2 separate regions of the Homo sapiens genome follow, and region 2 is linked to region 1. A link is an interaction called in ENCODE POLR2A ChIA-PET data of the cell type or tissue named here. Cell type or tissue: PC-3. All regions are shown on one strand. Links, peaks and the distances in the headings refer to the core of each region. The heading gives the core; the rest is flanking DNA.

Region 1 (4,394 bases), core at 197-4,196:
CTTTTGGCATAATCAGGCACCAAAGTAGCATAATAGCAGCTTAGTTTTTATCCATAGAGGTGCTTTGATACTTTTTTTTTTAATGTCAGAAACTCCTGAGAAGCTTTGAAAAATGTTCCTCAGTTCTTTCAAAAAGGTTGTGTTTCCTTGAAAGATCCAGCTGAGCAGAGATCCCACTGGCTCTACAGTGAGCCAAACGCTGCAGAATGCTTCTGTACTCATTACCTTTATCCTAATTTTAAATAAAAGCCTAAATTCCTCCAGATGGCTTTCCCATAGAGGAATTTCCATGGTCAAAATTTGCAGCTTCATTCCCAGGTGCATCCGGGCACCTAAGAGCAACACATCCAGCACACCCTAAAATCCAGAAGAAGAGTAACCTTGTGCTTCTGCCCACTCTCCACCTCCCATCCACTCAGCGCCTTCCCATAACTCTTTGTACAAAGGTGATAGGAAAGGGATGAATGAGAAGGGAGTTTTTCCATGTGTCAGTGGTGGCAGGCTAGTTATTAATTCATATGAAGCAATGTTTACAATGCGAGATTTTGTCTAGCATCTGCCACAAAGAAGGCATCTTTAAATAATTTATAAAATAATCTACATGGATTCTTTTCATGAGTCTAGGAAAAAGCAACCAATTTTTGTTTGTTTGTACCATGTATTTGGCTCCTCAATGACTATTAAATAGTACAAAACTGAGAATATCTAATTGCTTCCAAAAAAATCTTGGGGAGGTGAGAAGAAGAAAATCTTTATCGTGTTTGCTTATTTTCGCTTCAGAGGCACTTTAAAATGCTGATTATGCATTACCTTTGCCTGCTGACTTCCACGCAGAGCAAAGCAAAGGAACAAGAAGGAGTGTAAGTGGGAACCCATGTGAACCCTCAGACTTTTTTCCAATACTTCTCCAGTTTCCACTAGAGATGCTTCCAAGTGGTCCCCTGAATATTGTGAGAAGGTCACCAATGGTTGTGTAACATCTTAATATTCTATATTTCTAGGAATGTTTGTCGGGTAAATCAGAACCTAGAACTTACGCATGTCATTTTAAAGAACTCTCTCTCAGCCACAGGAATTAATATCTCATTGTGTTTTGTCTAGTGCTCTTTCATTGAATATAAGGATTTTAAGCTGATATATCGGCAGTATGCAGCTCTCTTCATTGTGGTTGGAGTTAATGACACTGAGGTAAGATAATAGAAGAGCCCTTGGAAAATGCAAGAATTTCTTTCTACTTGCCTCCCTAAGAATTATGACTCTCTTGATTTTTTTTAGACAGAATTTTGCCCTGTCACCAGTCTGGAGTGCCGTGGCATGATCTCAGCTCACTGCAACCTCCACCTCCCAGGTTGAAGCGATTCCCCTGCCTCAGCCTCCCAAGTAGCTGGGATTACAGGCATGTGCCACCACACCCGGCTAATTTTTTGTATTTAGTAGAGATGGGGTTTCACCATCGAGGCCAAGATGGTCTCGATCTCCTGACCTCATGATCCGCCTGCCTCAGACTCCCAATTTATTTTTATTTTTATTTTTTTAAGAGACAGGCTAGAGTGCAATGGCACAGTCATAGCTCACTGCAGCCTTGAATTCCTGGGTTCAAGCAGTCTTCCCATCTCAGCCACCTGACTAGCTGGGACTGCAGGCTCACACTCCCAAGCCCAACTTATTTTTTTGCTTTTATTTTCTTTTAGAGATGGGATCTCACTGTATTGCCCAGGTTGGCCTAGAACTCCTGACTTCAAGCGATCTTCCTGGCTTAGCCTCCCAAGTAGCTGGGAATACAGGCACAAGCCACTGTGCCTGGCTAGGATCTTGGTTTCTAGCAAGGATGAGGAAAGCTGTGTGGAAGAGAAATATCTAGGATGTTTCTTGGATTAGATCAGGAGCTTGCAAAGTAGAGAAGCCCCAAACCACAGAATGCCTTTTTCTGTTGTAAGCAATACCAGTGCCCTGCCCTTGTTCTCTTGAACAATGAAGCAGGTCAGATAAGTATAGAGGCCGACTGATTTTGGCATTAAACATGGGCTGAGGCCGGGCGCGGTGGCCCATGCCTGAAATCCCAGCACTTTGGGAGGCAGAGGTGGGCAGATCATGAGGTCAGGAGATCGAGACCATCCTGGCTAATACAGTGAAACCCCGTCTCTACTAAAAATACAAAAAATTAGCTGGGCGTGGTGGCGGGCGCCTGTAGTCCCAGCTACTCGGGAGGCTGAGGCAGGAGAATGGTGTGAACCCAGGAGGCAGAGCTTGCAGTGAGCCGAGATTGCGCCACTGGACTCCAGCCTGGGCGACAGAGTGAGACTCCATCTCAAAAAAAAAAGGGCTGATATATCAAAAGCCAGAGAAAACTCTAAAGATGATTGTATGGCAGTTACATCACCCCAAATTTATTTAGTTCACCCCTTCACAAATGCCACTCCCAAATCAATAGCACTTATGGCCATGGAATCCCTGAAAGGATGTTTTAGATCTAACTGAAATATTGATTTGTTGTTTTTTATCCATGAACCAAACTTTGAAGTGGTTTTCCCATCTTCACAGATAGAAAAATGATGGCATGAAGAGCCTGAAAAATTGCTTAAGCCAATTTGTGGTAAAGTCAGGAAATAGATCTAAGAACTCTAAGTGCTAGACACTAAGATTTTAATCTGGCTAGATTCATCATGGACTTCAAAAAAAAGAAAAAAAGATTCTTTTGGAGATGGAATCTCACCCTGTCACCAGGCTGGAGTGCAATGGCATGATCTCGGCTCACTGCAACCCCTGCCTCCTGGGTTCAAGCGATTCTCCTGCCTCAGCCTCCTGAGTAGCTAGGACTACAGGCACCCACCATCACGCCCAGCTAATTTTTGTATTCTTAGTAGAGACAGGGTTTCACCTTTTGGCCAGGATGGTCTCGATCTCCTGACCTCATGATCCACCTCCCTCAGCCTCCCAAAGTGCTGGGATTACAGGCGTGAGCCACCGCACCCGGCCTAAATTTTTTAAGACATGGTCTCTCTCCATCACCCAGGCTAGAATGCAGTGGCACCTTCACGTCTCACTGCAGCCTTGACCTCCTGGCCTGAAGTGATCCTTCCACCTCAGCCTCACAATCCCGAGTACCTAAGACTACAGGCGCACACCAAGATACCTGGATATTTTTACTTTTATTTATTTATTTATTTATTTATTTATTTGATTTTTTTTGGGGGGGTGGGGATGGAGTCTCGCTATGTCACTCAGGTTGGAGTACAGTGGCACAATCTTGGCTCACTTCAATCTCAGCCTCCCAGGTTCAAGTGATCCTCCTAGGTTCAAGCAATTCTCCTGCCTCAGCCTCCCACGTAGCTGGGATTACAAGCATGTGCCACCATGCCCAGCTAATTTTTGTATTTTTAGTAGAGACGAGGTTTCACTATGTTGGCCAGGCTGGTCTCAAGCTCCTGACCTCAAGTGATCTACGCATCTCAGCCTCCCAAAGTGCTGGGATTACAGACATGAGCCATTACGCCAAGCCTATTTTTTTATTTTTTGTAGAGAAGAGGTCTCATTATGTTGGTGAGGCTGGTCTTCAACTCCTGGGCTCAAGTGATCCTCCCACCTCGGCCTCCCAAAGTGGTGGGGATTACAGGTGTGAGCCATCACGCATGGCCTTTTTGTTTTTTAAGATAGGACCTCGCTCTGTTTCCCAGGCGGGAGTACAGTGGTGCCATCATAGCTCACTGCAGCCTGGAACTCCTGGGGTCAAGCCATCCTCCTGCCTCAGTCTCGCAAGTAGCTGAGACTACAGGCATGCACCACCACACCTGGCTAGTTTTTAAGTTTTTTATGGAGACAGAGTCTCACTATATTGCCTAGGCTGGTCCTGAACTCCTGGCCCCAAGCCATCCTCTCACCTTGGCCTCCCAAAGTGCTAGGATTACGGATATGAACCATCACATCTGGCCAAAAAAAATCCTAGAAGTTAAGGTTTATCTACATTTCCCCCATTGATAAACATCTTTTAAACAAGTGAGTGATAGAACTGTTCTGAATATTTGTCAGTGGGAGGCTACTTTCCTCACATTATCGGTTCACTAAGCCACATGCTCTAAAACCTGGACACTGACTGGGAAGTTCTATGTCTGGTTTACATGGGAAGCGACACTAAAATTGATTGTACCTTTCTTCTTTTATTGTAGAACGAGATGGCTATTTATGAATTCATTCATAACTTTGTGGAAGTTTTAGATGAGTATTTCAGCCGAGTGGTAAGTCTAATGGCTAAAAAATGGTTTACTTCCTCAACCCAGTTTCCCAGAAATTGAGTCTCTTTGGATCTATATCAAGAACATGTGTTAATACAGAGTTTTAATAAGTAAAAGTTAAAACTTAAGTGATGCCAAATTTTCTTTATCTTTCCTTCTGGTTTA
Region 2 (4,394 bases), core at 189-4,188, 84 kb before region 1:
TCTTTCTTTTTATGAAGTATCCTAAGCTTTAAAAAAGTTAGATGTAATTGCGGAATACTTTTTTTTAATAACAAAAATATTTTATCTTGGCCGGACGCGGTGGTTCACACCTGTAATCCCAGCACTTTGGGAGGCCGAGGTAGGTGGATCACCTGAGGTCAGGAGTTCAAGACCAGCCTGGCCAATATGACGAAACCCCATTTCTACTAAAAATACAAAAAATTACAGCCGGGTGCCTGTAATCCCAACTACTCGGGAGGCTGAGGTAGGAGAATCGCTTGAACCTAGGAGGCAGAGGTTGCAGTGAGCCACGATGGCACCATTGCACTCCAGCCTGGGCAACAAGAGTAAAACTCCGCCAAAAAAAAAAAAATAGGCCAGGCGCGGTGGCTCACACCTGTAATCCCAGCACTTTTGGGGGCCGAGGCAGGTGGATGACCTGAGGTCGGGAGTTCGAGACCAACCTGGCCAACATCATGAAACCCCGTCTCTACTAAAAATACAAAAAGTAGCCAGGCATGGTGGCGCATGCCTGTAGTTCCAGCTACTTGGGAGGCTGAGGCAGGAGAACCACTTCAATCTGGTGGGCAGAGGTTGCAGTGAGCCAAGATCACGCATTGTACTCCAGCCTGGGCAACGAGAGCGAAACTCCATCTCAAAAAAAAAAATTGATCTTTGGTAGTCTAAACAGTTTCATAAACATCTCTTATATGGGAAAATATACCATTAAGAAGAAACTTTAAGATCTTCACATAAATATGTATAAATGATGATCCATGTTTGACTTATGTTTATAGTTTTATCATAAGAAATATATCTTTTGCTAACGTTTACACTTACATCTTTTGCTAATGTTTGCACACGTATCTTTTGCTAATATCTTAGGCTCACATTAATATCCTTTTCCATTTTTTTCTGTCCAAAAACTACCTGTTCAGAACAAGACCTAGCTCAACATCTATTTTTATTAAGTCTCCCACACACCCCCCTCAGCTCTCTTTTCATTCTCAATCATAAGCACTTGTGTGCATGCGCTTTCTCTCTCTCTCTCTCAGGAATTTTCAGCCTTAACCACAAGATGGGAAACCTAGGGAAGGAGAGAATGATCTTTCTATTAAAGAGAAATGATCTATTAAAAAAAGAATGAGAATGATCTTTCTATGAAAGGAGTGAAGGTATAAAAGTTCCCTCTTCATTTACCTTCCATTTGGAAAACATGTATAAGGCTTCACTGCATGGATGCGTGTGAGGGACAGGTATGCTTCTAAAATGCTGAGAACAACCAAAGCAGATCCAAAGCGAAAAAGAAAAAAACACTGGCCTCCTGAAGTGTTCTAAGATTAAAAGAAAATTAAGAGAAATACGTATTTTTATTTACATTATCTAGCTCGGTCAACCGTTTAGAAAACATAGAAAGGGACAGTCCATGTTTTACTTAGAAATGTGTGCTTGGCTGAAATGCCTTCAAGAACTCAAGCATTTCTCAAGAATGTGATTATTACAGTAGTAGCTAGATAGTAGCCAGAAAGGACATATTTGCAAATAAGACAAGTACCTAACCTAAAAGGTAATAAACCTTTTAGCTACTAACACTATTCCTATATTTCTTTTACTTTCCATACTATGCAGAAAACAAGTTCCTTGAAAACACAGGCCACATCATTTTATCCTACTATAGTGCTACCCTAGCATCATGCAAATTACATTTTCCATCCTGCATAATGCAGGTGCCAGCTAATACTTATTGAATAAGTTAATGTTTCCCCAAGTCTTGGAAATAAATAGAAAAAAGTACAATTCATTTTGGCTCACACCTACTTTAGTGTAATGTAGTGCCACTCTTAAACAGAAGATATCAACTATTTTTTTCAGTAATGAAACTGTTAAAGGAAGGAAAGAAAAATCAATGGTGAATTTCATCTCTCACACATACTACATATTTAATTTACTCTTTATAGTCTTTCTCAAATCCACAAAGCAAAAAGTTCATTTTTTTATATTTTGGTATCTCCATTTATTTCACTGTATGGAAGGATAATCAAAAAAAATACTCAAGCTCTAATTACCAACAAAATTTTGTTTCTTAATTTCAGTGTTTGCATAAACTTACCCTCTTTATGGTACAAGAAGGCATACAGTCCTTTAAACACACTTACTAGTACAGGCTGTACACTGTGATAGACTCTGAGGATATAAAGAACAGTAAAACTCCAAAGAAAGGGCAAGAGTAACGTAGAGGCATGGCAGCCGGAAAAAGAAAATATAAAATACAATTTAAGGGCCAGGCGCAGTGGCTCACGCCTGTAATCCCAGCACTTTGGGAGGCCGAGGCAGGCGGATCACAGGGTCAGGAGATCGAGACTATCCTGGCTAACATGGTGAAACCCCATCTCTACTAAAAATACAAAAAATTAGCTGGGCGTGGTGGCAGGCGCCTGTAGTCCCAGCTACTCAGGAGGCTGAGGCAGGAGAATGGCGTGAACCCAGGAGGCAGAGCTTGCAGTGAGCTGAGATCGCGCCACTGCACTTCAGCCTGGGTGACAGAGCGAGACTCCATCTCAAAAAAATAAAAAATAAAAAAAAACATAAAATAAAATTTAAGCTGAGGCTAGAGAAATACGTCACAACCAGGCCATGTAGGACCTTGAGGTTCATATTAGAAATTTGGAGGAGCCATGGTAGCTTAAAAAGTAAAACAATAAAATAATCAATATTTGCATTCCAGAAAGATTATTCTGACTACTCGCTGTGATTCTGCCCACAATATTTTCTTACATTCAATCAGTTGAATATAATTTTTTTTTTTTTTGAGACAGACTCTCGTTCTGTTGCCCAGGCTGGAGTGCAGTGGCGCGCGGTCTTGGTACTGCAACCTCTGCCTCCCGGGTTCAAGCAATTCTCCTGCCTCAGCCTCCCAAGTAGCTGGGATTACAGGTGTGTGCCACCATGCCCAGCTAATTTTTGTATTTTTAGTAGAGACGGGGTTTCACCATGTTGGTCAGGCTGGTCTTGAACTCCTGACCTTGTGAATCGCCCGCCTAGGCCTCCCAACGTGCTGGGACTACAGGCGTAAGCCACCGCGTCCAGCTGTTTTTCTCACTTCTTGCAGTGCTTTCTTCCAAATGTCTTGTATATTAAAGCAAGTTTTACATTCCTTCACTGGACTGTGAGCCCTGAACAGAAGCCAAGTCTTCCATTATTCCAAACATTCAATAAATGTTTATTATACTGAACAAGACTAACACTGATTTGACATATTAAAAAACAATGTCCAAGATGCTCAGCTAGGTCCTGTGACACGAGCAGCACTTTGGCCTCATAAGCAAATCCTAAAAGGTATTATCAACCAAACTCTGACCCTTATACTCAAACTAAAATTAATAAACAAAAAGCTGTTCCAGGTATTAACTTTTCTAAGCTTATCTCTTTATGCCCCTTTCTGCTAGCACCACAACCTATTTTTATTTGTTATTTACCTTTCTTAATTTTACCAAATATATTTACTCAACGAACATATACAATACAAAGTAGAAATCTGCTGAGCCCAACTACAACAAAATTAAAGCATATCAATGAATGGAGATGAAACAGCAAAACTTGGTTGGAATGCAAATTTATTCCTTAAAATCTGAACATTTAAAAAGAGAAAGAGAATAATTAATAAAGAAAATGAAGTCATGGTACAATTATAAAGCAGGTCCTCTCACTTTTCTCTGACAAAGTTTTGAATGACTCATCTACTGTCCTAACAGGCTATTTTCAAGGTTCTCTCCATTCTACCATTATCCTACATTTTCAAGCTTATTTTTCATCATTCCTCTGTACTCTACCACAAGTGAAACATGCAACATTCCTCAAAAAAGACCTTGCACTTTACAGCCATCCAACTTTTGTTCACACTATTTATACCACAGGAAGTGAATATTCCAGCTCTATAATCTCCACTTCCAATAATGAATTATAATTATTTTACAAATTAGGCAACTAAGCCACCCCCTCTGGAAGTAAAGTGTCTTGCTCACGGACACTGTCTTGGCTAGTAAGATAGAAGAATCAGGACAGTAGATCTCAAGTCTACTGGCTTCCCAGGGTCCAATGCCTTCACTACCCCAGGTAGATTCTTAACCTTCAAAAATAAAAAGACTCATATGAAAAGGAATTTGAATCATCCACAGAAAGTAGTCTGGTCAAGTTCAAGATAAAGAGAGGGGTCAGTTACCTTATTCTTTGGCCCACTAAGCAATCACTTAAAGACCCCTGTTCTAGTAACCTGCCCAGCCTGGACCCTGCCACAAACAGATTCTGACTACCTTCTTCACCGTGAACTTCCTCTATCTTCACAGCAATGGCACCCATACCTGGAAGAGATGGCTTGCTGTTATATACCTAGGCCT

Evidence for each region. ChIA-PET counts read pairs that join two places held together with the same protein. Peaks named below come from ENCODE experiments on the same cell type or tissue, not always from the same donor. Only the 100,000 strongest peaks of a DNase experiment are listed, where the experiment ranks them.
Region 2: POLR2A ChIA-PET joins it to region 1 with 5 read pairs; 9 of 35 experiments call an interaction of 5 or more read pairs at or near these places.

The regions. Positions count from the first base shown.
Region 1 is chr14:31,068,742-31,073,135 of GRCh38, forward strand. AP4S1 (adaptor related protein complex 4 subunit sigma 1) reads left to right here. Exons shown (of 6, transcript NM_001128126.3): 3 at 1,102-1,188; 4 at 4,164-4,232. Among named protein-coding and RNA genes, the nearest start is that of STRN3, 45 kb to the left of the region's middle. In PC-3, for the core only: no CTCF peak of the experiment used is centred there; a DNase peak (open chromatin) is centred at 1,920.
Region 2 is chr14:30,984,947-30,989,340 of GRCh38, forward strand. All of the region lies in intron 1 of STRN3 (striatin 3), which reads right to left. Among named protein-coding and RNA genes, the nearest start is that of MIR624, 28 kb to the right of the region's middle. In PC-3, for the core only: no CTCF peak of the experiment used is centred there; no DNase peak of the experiment used is centred there.